3 separate regions of the Homo sapiens genome follow, and all the other regions are linked to region 1. Evidence: chromatin contacts called from ENCODE Hi-C or POLR2A ChIA-PET data. All regions are on one chromosome and are shown on one strand. The core of a region is the stretch at or near the end of the contact, and the rest is flanking DNA. Distances in the headings are between cores, read along the strand shown.

Evidence for each region. Hi-C counts contacts between places; a loop is a spot of excess contacts on that map. ChIA-PET counts read pairs that join two places held with the same protein, here RNA polymerase II (POLR2A). Pooled maps may share reads with other maps.
Region 2: a pooled map shows a loop between it and region 1 (2.2-fold over the local background). The contact joins two enhancer-like sites. A Hi-C loop is called at or near these places in 1 of 50 pooled maps. POLR2A ChIA-PET finds 5 or more read pairs at or near these places in 5 of 52 experiments (GM10248, GM12878, HEK293 and 2 more).
Region 3: a loop to region 1 is called in a map of CD4-positive, alpha-beta memory T cell, with 6 times the contacts of the local background. The contact joins the promoter of CENPV here to the enhancer-like site in region 1. A Hi-C loop is called at or near these places in 2 of 168 maps with a recorded cell type or tissue (CD4-positive, alpha-beta memory T cell and ascending aorta) and 6 of 50 pooled maps. POLR2A ChIA-PET finds 5 or more read pairs at or near these places in 10 of 52 experiments (AG04449, CD4-positive, alpha-beta T cell, CD4-positive, alpha-beta memory T cell and 7 more).

Annotation. Positions count from the first base shown.
Region 1 is chr17:16,265,933-16,269,520 of GRCh38, forward strand. All of the region lies in intron 2 of PIGL (phosphatidylinositol glycan anchor biosynthesis class L), which reads left to right. Among named protein-coding and RNA genes, the nearest start is that of MIR1288, 14 kb to the right of the region's middle. RefSeq lists enhancers at 2,111-2,250, 2,271-2,320. Within about 2 kb of position 1,984, at least 5 of the 41 ENCODE cell types and tissues checked have a DNase peak (open chromatin) inside an H3K27ac peak, as active enhancers do; they include GM12878, where a contact is called at or near this core.
Region 2 is chr17:16,197,373-16,200,786 of GRCh38, forward strand. All of the region lies in intron 1 of NCOR1 (nuclear receptor corepressor 1), which reads right to left. Among named protein-coding and RNA genes, the nearest start is that of NCOR1, 16 kb to the right of the region's middle. Within about 2 kb of position 1,964, at least 3 of the 41 ENCODE cell types and tissues checked have a DNase peak (open chromatin) inside an H3K27ac peak, as active enhancers do.
Region 3 is chr17:16,351,749-16,355,343 of GRCh38, forward strand. CENPV (centromere protein V) reads right to left here and starts at 1,721. Exons shown (of 5, transcript NM_181716.3): 1 at 1,279-1,721. The coding sequence starts at 1,688. RefSeq lists silencers at 1,111-1,720, 1,781-1,930.

The sequences.
Region 1 (3,588 bases), core at 734-3,233:
CTCCTCAGTACTAACCATGAGGAAGGGGAACTGAGGGCCCTTTCACCCAGAGAGGACTCTTCATCCTGAAGAGAAGTGAGAGGACATGTCTGAAAAACACACCAAGATAAAGTATCTGGCTGTCATGACTCTTTCTAGAAAAATCTCAGTGCTGTTTTACATAACCTCATTCATCTCCAGAATTAGAATGAGTATCTTCTGGCCTGGTGTGGTGGCTCACACCTGTAATCCCGGCACTTTGGGAGGCTGAGGCAGGCGGATCACCTGAAGTCAGTGGTTCAAGAGCAGCCTGGCCAACATGGTGAAAACCCATCTCTACAAAAATACAAAAATTAGCCCTGCATGATGGGGGAGGCTAAGGCGGAAGAATCGCTTGAACCTGAGAGAGGGAGCTTGCAGTGAGCCGAGATCGCGCCATTGCACTCCAGACTGGGCAACAGAGCGAGACTCCATCTCAAAAAAAAAAAAAAAAAAAAGAATGAATATCTTCTATTACTTCATTTATTGTGCCAGGTACTCTTACTCTTGGGCAACTGAAATCATGGCTTCATATCTATGAATTGAGTGAGGTGGTACTCACATCACCAGCCTCTTATGTTGACCGAATCAAGACCTTTAACTGCCTAGTAGACTGACTTACAAGTGGAGCTGCTCAACAGATAATAGTTTCTTTTTTTTTCTAGACGGGAGTCTCGCTCTGTTGCCCAAGGTGGAGTGCAGTGGCGCTATCTCGGCTCACTGCAAGCTCCGCGTCCCAGGTTCATGCCATTCTCCTGCCTCAGCCTCCTGAGTAGCTGGGAATACAGGCGCCCGCCACCATGCCCAGCTAATTTTTTTTGTATTTTTAGTAGAGACGGGGTTTCACCGTGTTAGCCAGGATGGTCTCGATCTCCTGACCTCGTGATTTGCCTGCCTCAGCCTCCCAAAGTGCTGGGATTACAGGCGTGAGCCACCACGCCTTGCTCTTTTTTTTTGGGGGGGGGGGGGTTGTCGTGGAAATTAAGTTTATGAATCTCCTTGATCTCTGAATTATTCCAAACAGCACCATCCCAGCAATTCCTTTTAATTGTTTTTAGAACTACAGTTGACCTTTGAACAATGAGAGGGTTAGGGTGCCAACTCCCACCAATGCAGCTGAAAATCTACATAAAAGATTAGATTCCCCAAACCACTAGTAGCCTATTGACCAGAAGCCTTCTTGATAACCTAAACAATTAACACATATTTTGTATCTTTATCATATACTGTATTTTTACAATAAAGTAAGCTAGAGAAAAGAAATGTTATTAAGAAAATCATAAGGAAGAGTAAGTGTATTTACTATTCATGAAGTGGAAATGGATCATCATGAAGGTCTTCATCCCTGTCTTCACATTGAGTAGGCTATCTTGCTGTCTCAGGGGTGGCAGAGGCGGAAGAGGTGGAGGAAGTGGATGGGGAGGCGGAAGAGGTGGAGGAAGTGGATGGGAAGGCGGGAGAGGCAGGCACACTTGGTGTAACTTTTGTTGAAAAAATATCTTTGTATAAGTGGACCCACGCAGTTCAAACGTGTTGTTCAAGGGTCAACTGTGGTCATATTGTCGGGGTTCTTTAGCCATTAGGTCTCAGAAATTAGCCTGAATTTAGCCAGACATAGTAGCACACGCCTATAGTTCCAGCTGCTTGAGAGGCTGAGGCGGGAAGATCACTTGAACCCAGACTGCAGTGGGCTATGATGGTGTCACTGCACTCCAGCCTGGGTAACACAGTGAGACTCCATATCAAAAAAAAGAAAAAAAGAAAAAAAAAAGAAAAGGAAAGAAATTAACCCGAATTTGTGGTTTCTAACTTGGCAATTAGTCTTTCTTTGACCCCAAGTTTAGACTCAATATCTTCACTAAGAGCCAGCCCAGGGGGTGCAACTTGGAGCACCAGAATGTTTGTGTAATACTAGCCATGGTAAAGAAGGTGTCCCAGGCTCTCCTGGTGGAGGCAGGCTCTGCTCTACTTAACTCTACTCCAGGCAAGAGCAGACAAAGAGCAGACTCTTTAGACTGGTAAGCAGAACAGACTCGTCCCTCAAGGAGCTCCCAGACCAGGGAGGGGAGGAGACTGTAAATATTCACCATGCCGTGGTAACAGCAGAGATGGAGCACAAGGGGAAGTTCAGAGAAAGATCTCAGAAGAGAGGTACTTTGTCTAACCTGAGATTTAGGGAAAGTTCTCCTGAAGATGATGACTGGTCTACATGACCTGAGCCGAGATGGGAATGAGTTGAAAGGTAGGCTTGTGAAGAAGCAGGAGAAGAGCATTATAGATAGAAAACTCAAAGGCATCAGAGGCCCCAAGCTGCATGCTATGATATTGGGATAATAGTAGTACAAACATAGTGCAAGACAGTGGTGTAAAGTGAGATATTTGCTTCTGAGCCATTTCCCTTCTGTTGCCACTTCCTCTTCCTCTTTTAAGTGAAACATTACTAGCAGCCTAATAATTATCATAGCTGACATATATTAGGTGTTTTTTGTTTTGTTTTGTTTGTTTTGTTTTTCTTGAGATGAAGTCTCGCTCTTGTTGCCCAGACTGGACTGCAATGGTGCCATCTTGGTTCACTGCAACCTCTGCCCCCTGGGTTCAAGCGATTCTCCTACCTTAGCCTCCTGAGTAGCTGGGATTACAGGCGCCTGCCACCATGCCTGACTAGTTTTTTGTATTTTTAGTAGAGATGGGGTTTCACCATGTTGGCCAGGCTGGTCTCGAACTCCTGACCTCAAGTGATCCACCCACCTCAGCCTCCCAAAGTGCTGAAATTACAGGCATGAGCCACTGCGCCTGGCGTTTTTTTGTTGTTCTTGTTATTTGTTTTTTTAGATGGGAGTCTTGTTCTGTCGCCCAGGCTGGAGTGCAGTGGCGCAATTTCGGCTCACTGTAGCCTCTGCCTCCAGGATTCAAGCAATTCTCCTGCCTCAGCCTCCTGAGTAGCTGGGACTACAGGCGCGTGCCACCACGCCTGGCTATTTTTTTGTATTTTTAGTAGAGACAGGGTTTTACCATGTTGGCCAAGATGGTCTTGATCTCCTGACCTAATGATCTGCCCGCCTCAGCCTCCCAAAGTGCTGGGATTACATGCGTAAGCAACCATGCCCAGCCAGGTTTTTACTCTGTCCAACTCTATTCTACATCCCTTAAATTTATTAACTTGTTAAATTCTCTAGGAGTAAATGCTGTCATTACTCCCATTTTACAGATGAGGAAACTGAGTCGGGGGAGATTAAGTAACTTCTCAAAGGTACACATAGGGCCATGTGGTCTGTCATCTCTGCTTTAGCTGACACATATGGCCTCTATAGCCTAGGCTTTACATGGCCAGTCTCCATCCAGACTGACTAGAGTGGTGTTTTGTAAAATATAGAGGTTGATCTGCAGCCTAGGTGCAATAGAATTACCTGGGGCAGGCCAGGCACTGTGGCTCATGCCTGCAATCCCAGCACTTTGGGAGGCTGAGGCAGGTGGATCATCTGCAGTCAGGAGTTCGAGACCAGCCTGGCCAACATGGTGAAACCCCGTCTCTACTAAAAATACAAAAAAAATTAGCTGGGTGTGTTGGCA
Region 2 (3,414 bases), core at 714-3,213, 69 kb before region 1:
TATTTTAAATAAATATACCATCCTCCTCCTGATGTCATGTTTCCTGCTGTTGTGAAAGCTGACCAGGAGAAGAGTCAGAAGACTGACCAGCTGACCCTCAGCCTGTTTTTTCCCTGCTCCCTTCCTGAGGCATGGAGATCAGCAAATCTTAAGGATTGTAAGGTTGAGATTACCCAACTAACACTGATTTGACAGGTGAGAAATCTGAAGATCAGAGAAAGTCAATAATTCCTCTAATATCACAAAATTGTGGCAAAATGGGAAAAACTAATGTTTTCTGCAATGCTTTGCAGCTTTCTCAGCAAGCAGTGAACTAGGAGGAGCTGAGATGTTCAGTGAGAGCACACATTAAAACCACCTGAGGAGCTTTCTCCTCATCCATACACCTGCAACTGCTCCAGGTGGAAGGGGAAAAGCCAGCATGTGGCATCGTGAGGAGGGTTGATCTTTTTGGAAATAAATATTATATGTAGGACTTAAGAAAAAGTACCGCAGAATATAAAGCGAAAAATCTCCTCGCCCTTCTTCTCCAGCTGCTACCCAGTTACACTCCCAGAAGGCAACCAAAGTTACTAGTTTCTAGAGTGTCCTTTAGAAATATCCTACACATACATACACTCACACTTTTTCCCCTATGTAAATGGTGGCATACTAGAAACACACTGTTCTGTATCTTGCTTTTATTACTTAATACATCTTGGTTGGCCAGGCGCGGTGGCTCACACCTGTAATCCCAGCACTGTGGGAGGCCAAGGCGGGCGGATCACGAGGTCAGGAGATCGAGATCATCCTGGCTAACACGGTGAAACCCCATCTCTACTAAAAATACAAAAAAATTAGCCAAGCATGGTGGCGGGCGCCTGTAGTTCCAGCTACTCAGGAGGCTGAGGCGGGAGAATGGCATGAACCCAGGAGGCAGAGCTTGCAGTGAGCCGAGATTGCGCCACTACCCTCTAGCCTGGGCAACAGAGTGAGACTCCGTCTCAAAAAAAAAAAAAAAAAAAAACATCTTGGCAATTATTCTCATCAATTTATGGTTCTTTCTATTGCTAAACAGTATTTCTCTATATGGGCCGGGTGCGGTGGCTCACACCTGTAATCCCAGCACTTTGGGAGGCTGAGGCGGGTGGATCACCTGAGGTTGAGAGTTCGAGACCAGCCTGACCAACATGGTGAAACCCCGTCTCTACTGAAAATATAAAAATTAGCCAGGCGTGGTGGCACATGCCTGTAATCCCAGCTACTCGAGAGGCTGAGGCAGGAGAATCGCTTGAACCCAAGAGGCAGAGGTTGCGGTGAGCCGAGATCGTGCCATTGCACTCCAGCCTGGGCAACAAGAGTGAAACTCTGTCAAAAAAAAAAAAAAAAGAGTATTTCACTATATGAACATTCATGCATTTTGTAAAAGTTTTCCAACTAATTCTGATCTGCTGTCCTAAAACATGCTTTAAGTTATCTATCTCTGCACTCTCCTCCCAACTCAGATATCCCAAATAAATAAAGCTATAAATGGAATGAAGAGGCAAAAAAAAAGATTTTAACCCAGGGTCATCCAATTTTTTTCTAACAGTGGCCTAAATGATTAGAAACCCATGAGGTACAATTTTTTAATGCACATTGTTTAACTTTCAGCTATGGTGAGTCCTGAGTTCAACAATTACACTCAATGTCACTCAAAGTCACAAGTTAAGTGACTTGTCCATTTTTTCCCTCATCTCAGTAATCCTTCCTTGTCCGTTTTGTGGTATGACTTTAGTGAAGTTTAACTTTATTATCTCAAAAAAAAAAAAAGTCAGTTTTCTTTAAAAGTACTATCCGCCCAATACAGAAGGAAAAAAAAAAAAACACACACACACACACACACACACACACTAGCAAAATCAGGAAATTAGCCCCTACTAGCATACAAATTTACAGGTCAAAGCAAGCCCTTCCTGTCCTCGCATGAACTGCAGCCTGGAGACCACGACAACCTCCTTCCTCAAAACTTATCCATGAGATACACGGCAACAGTGCTCAGATTTTGTTTTTTAACCAGAATGTTTTCCTCAAAAGTCTTAAATGAAAGCTAAATGTACAAAAGATACAATGGAGAAACATTCCGATCTAGTAAGAATGGGAGACCTAGGATTCATCTTTTCAGTCTCCCCCTGCCCTTTCCCATCCTTCCCTCCACCCTTCACTCTAGTCCTGGCTCACTAAGATACCTCGGCAGAATACTTTACATTTGAAACCCACTGAAATAAAAGAATCTAGTTTAAAGTTCAGACTGAAGGGGAAGGGAGCACCTTAAGTGGCAGTATCAAATTATAATTTCAGTTCTTAGCACCAAAACTCATTAACTCAGGGTAGTTACATGGTTGACTCATGAACTGAAAAAATTCTACGAATTGTTTAAGAAATCTGATCGAGATTTTATAAGCAACTTCCTCATCTCTTAAATATCAACATATAATGTTTTAGGATGGGAATAATATAGTAATAATTATATGTCACTGTCATAAAAGACAACAGCACTTCTAACTGAATTATACAGATAAACCCAGAACTAGCCTCTTATATATTGCAAACAGGTAATACAATATTGCAAAATGAAATTGATCTATTTAAGTTCCTTTTTAAATCCTCTCATATTAAATAAACGCACACATATTTACTCAACAGGAAAATCTTGCAACAACAAAATTTCAAATACTATCCTGCCAAAAAAAAAAGCAATTTTTCCTCTCAGCAGGAACTCCTGGCTTTTGGCCCACAATTTTTGCATAACCAAAATGTGTTATGCAAAGGTGTTCAAGGTGGCCTAAGCTATCTTGGAAAAAAAGCTAAAAATGGCCAGGCACAGTGGCTCACACCTGTAATCCCAGCACTTTGGGAAGCCAAGGCCGGCGGATCACAAGGTCAGGAGATCAAGACCATCCTGGCCAACGTGGTAAAACTCCATCTCTACTAAAACACACCCACAAAAAAAAAAATTAGCCGGACATGGTGGTGCACACCTATAGTCCCAGCTACTCGAGAGGCTGAGGCAGGGGAATCGCTTGAATCTGGGAAGCGGAGGTTGTAGTGAGCTGGCATCGTGCCACTGCACTCCAGCTTGACAACAGAGCGAGACTCCATCTCAAAAAAAAAAAAAAAAAAAAAAAAAAGCTAAAAATATACTTCACTGTGGCAGGACTGCAGATGCCACTTCAGATGAGCAAGAATGAATCCACCAAGCGTCACAATAGAGGTGAAGCCTACATTTCACCAAAGCAGAAAAAGGATCCCACAAAATATGTAATTTTTACGTGATAAAATAATAAAACCTACTGATACAAAAGTATGGGGTAGGGCAATGCCTTTATGACATTCAAATGCTAAAATATTAGTTATTAAACTGAGGAAAATTAGGTCACACCAGTTCCCACAAAG
Region 3 (3,595 bases), core at 471-2,970, 86 kb after region 1:
ACTTTTTCTTGACCATTTATCAGTTTGTCTTAAAATAAAAATTTATCTCAAATTTGAGTTTTACATTCTTCTTTTTTTCTGTATGCCTTGAAGACACCATGAGTTTTACATTCCTAAGGATCTTCGTATTCCTTCTGCCCAGAGGCAGCCGTCACCCTATAGGTGCTCAAATGTTTGATGGATGAACGTTTTTTAAAAATTCAGTGTGCAGTCCAAGATGAAAAACCAAAAAGTGAAGCACACAGAAAACCAAATATGTATCTTCTGTCGGGGACGACTCATCCTAAGAGAATTTCTTCCGCAAGAAGCTCAAAGGAACATGTTCAAGAAAAGAAGTAATTCTCAGGTTATGCAATTGCTAGGTTATTCTTGTCGGTTTTTTCCCCCTAGTGTTTTGATTGTTCTTTTTAATTCGTAAAATTGACACTGAAATATAATATCAGGGCGTTAAAATATCTCTCTGTAGCACAACTGTTCCCCGAGGCAGGAATCCAGATCGCATTTGGAGAAAAGAAGGCAGCCCTTTAACAGCCCAGTTAAAAGCTCTTTCCCAAATCGCGGACACTCGAGATGCTCCTCGGGCCATCTAAAAGACTGCGGAGCAGCCAGGAGGGCGAGCGGCAGGGAGCATTAGCTGGCTGAGCACATAAAAGCCTCCCTACGTAGGTATCCCCGCCGCCGCGCGAGGCCGGAGCATCTCTTCGCGCGCGCTTCTCTCCCGGATCAATAACCTCCGCCCCCTGCTCCCTCCCTGGCAGTGCCTGGAACAATGACGGGATTTTGCTTCCCAGTGAGTTCAAAACTATTCATGCTTCCTTCAACGCTTCTACCTTTCCCTTCCACCCACCCTCAAAAACACGTGTGCAAACACAAAAAAAAAGGGGATTCGGGTAAGAGAAAGCCGTGGGATTTATGTTCTTTTCACTAAGAAAGGCCCCCACACCCTTTGCGCGCCAGCAAGAGACAACGTCCCCGAGCACGATGCTTATGGCCGGGAAAGACTCTTTGTGTCCCAAGACGGCTGCGCGCGCCCTCAAGCTCCGGACGAAGCCCCCTTTCCATTCCCAGGCCACACAGCCCTAGAAGCACCGCCCCGCCCCGCCGCCCTTAGAATTAAGGAATAACCCCAGTGCTAACGGGGGAGCCGCGTCGGCTCCGTAACGTGGAAGGCTCAGAGCTGAAAGGCGCCCAAGGCCTGCACGCGGGCTGCGAGCCCGACTCCTGCCGAGGGGGTCCGCGTGGCAACGGCTCCCGCGCCCCCCGGCCCGCCGCACTCACAAGGTGTCTAGCAGGAGCTTGGCGGCACCCTCGGAGGTAAGCTTCTGCCGCTTCTGGAACGTCTCCCAGCGCTCCCGCTGCTCGCCCAGGTCCAGGTTGGACGCCGAGGACGTCGGGGTCGCGGGAGTCGGCGGCGGCGGCGGCGGTGGCGGGAGCAACGCCAGCTCAGGCGGCGGCGGCTCCCCCGGGCCCTCCTCCTGGGCCCGCGGCGACGAGCGCCTCAGCCGCGGCTTCTCCGACGGCGGCTTCTCCACCGCCTGGCTCTTGCTCCCGGCCTGGCTAGCGGAGCGCCGTGTGCGGGTGGCGCTGGGTGCCAAGGCAGCGGCCGCGGAGGCCGCGGGGGCCGCGGAGGCCCCGGACCGCTTCTGCCCGCGCAGCTTGGCGGCCGCAGAGCTCCTCGATCGCCGCATGGCTCCCGCAGCCTGGCGCGCAGGCCTCGCAGCGCGGCGCGCCCCCGCCGGCCTGCGCGCGCCCCCGCCGCCCGCCAGTCTTCAGGCCCAGGGGGCGCTGCGCCCGGCTGCCCCGCTCCGCCAGCCGCGCCCCGCAGCGCGGCGCCTGCCCGCAGGAGGGAGACCCGGCCCGCCCGGCCGCTGGGACGCACCTGCCTGTTCAGTCCCGCAGGCAGAGGGGCTGCGCCTGGGCCTACGCTCGCGATACCCAGAATCCACTCGCACCTGCGAAGGCGCCCCTGCCCTGTGTGAATCCAGCGGGCTCTTCGTACCTTCCCGACCTGGAGGGGCCTGGGTTGGGCCTGAATTCGCAGGCTCATCCGAGCGGGCAGCCTGGGGTAACTTCGTCTCCAAAAACGAGCTAATTTGTGTAAACGGCCTGCCACCTGCTACCTCCTGTGTAACAGCGGCCGAAACCATAGTTCTTCACCTTCGTCTTTTCTGTCACATTATAGAACAGTGTCATGAGGATACCAATAGTCAACAGATTTGGGGTTTCATTTTAATTAAATGAATGACCCGCGCGTCGAATTTCATTAGTATGATTTTGATGAAGGCAGCACCAAAGTTTAAAGACAAAAGGCACGAGAATCGTTGATGGAACCCAGATAGTCTTCTTCTCCTTCTCCTTCTTCTTCTTTTTTCAGACCGAGTTTCGCTCTTGTTGCCCAGGCTGGAGTGCAGTGACGCGATCTCGCCTCACCGCAACCTCCGCCTCCCAGGTTCAAGCGATTCTCCTGCCTCAGCCTCCTGAGTAGCTGGGATTACAGGCATTCGCCACCACACCCGGCTAATTTTGTATTTTTAGTAGAGACGGGGTTTCACCATGTTGGTCAGGCTGGTGCCGAATACTCCCGACCTCAGGTGATCCATCCGCCTCGGCCTCCCAAAGCGCTGGGATTACAGGCCTGAGCCACCGGGCCCAGCCTATCTTTCTTTTTTTTTTTTTTTTTTTTTTCTTTTTTGGAGTCTCACTCTGTCGCCAGGCTGGAGTGCAGTGGCGCGATCTCGGTTCACGCAACCTCCGCCTCACCGTTCCAGCGATTCTCCTGCGTCAGCCTATCTTTCTTCTTTATTCTGATTTTCTTCATGGTATTGTTAGTTTAATAGTTTATTGAATTAAAGGCATAGTTTAACTATTTTGTCTTTTTTTTTTTTTTTCCATACAGGATCTGACAGACTGGAGTGCAGTAGCGGGATCTCGGCTCAGTGTAGCCAAGAACTCCTGGCCTCAAGCGATCCTGCCGCCTGGGCCTCTGGAGTAGCTGAGTAGCTGGAACAACAGGCGGCGCCCCCCCCCCCCCCCCCCCGCCCCAGCGAATTGTTGCTATTGTTGTTTTGTAGATACCGGGTTTCCCTATGTTGCCCAGGCTGGTCTCTAACTCCTGGCCTCAAGCGATCCTCCCGCCTAGTTCTCCCCAAGTGTTGGGATTACAGGCGTGAGCCACCGAGCCCCACCTTGCCATTTTGTCGTTGTTGTTGTTGGAATTATGGTTTACACACAGCAACGTGCAAATATCTTAGATGTACAGCTTATGTGACCACCACCACTTCAGATACAGAACATTTTCAGCACACCAGAGTTTCCCTCAGGCAAAAGAAAACAGAGGCGATCACTGTTCTTTTACCACCATAGGTTGGTTTTGCTTATTCTTGAACATCATTTTAAAACGGCACGTAGGCCGGGCGCAGTGGCTCATGCCTAATCCCAACACTATTGGGAGGCCGAGGTGCTCAGATCGCTTGAGCCCAGGAGTTTGAGACCAGGAGGTGGAAGCTGCGGTGAGCTGTGATTACACCACCATATTCTACTCTGGGTGACAGAGTGAGACCTTGTCTCAAAAAAAAAAAAAAAAAAAAAAAGCTGG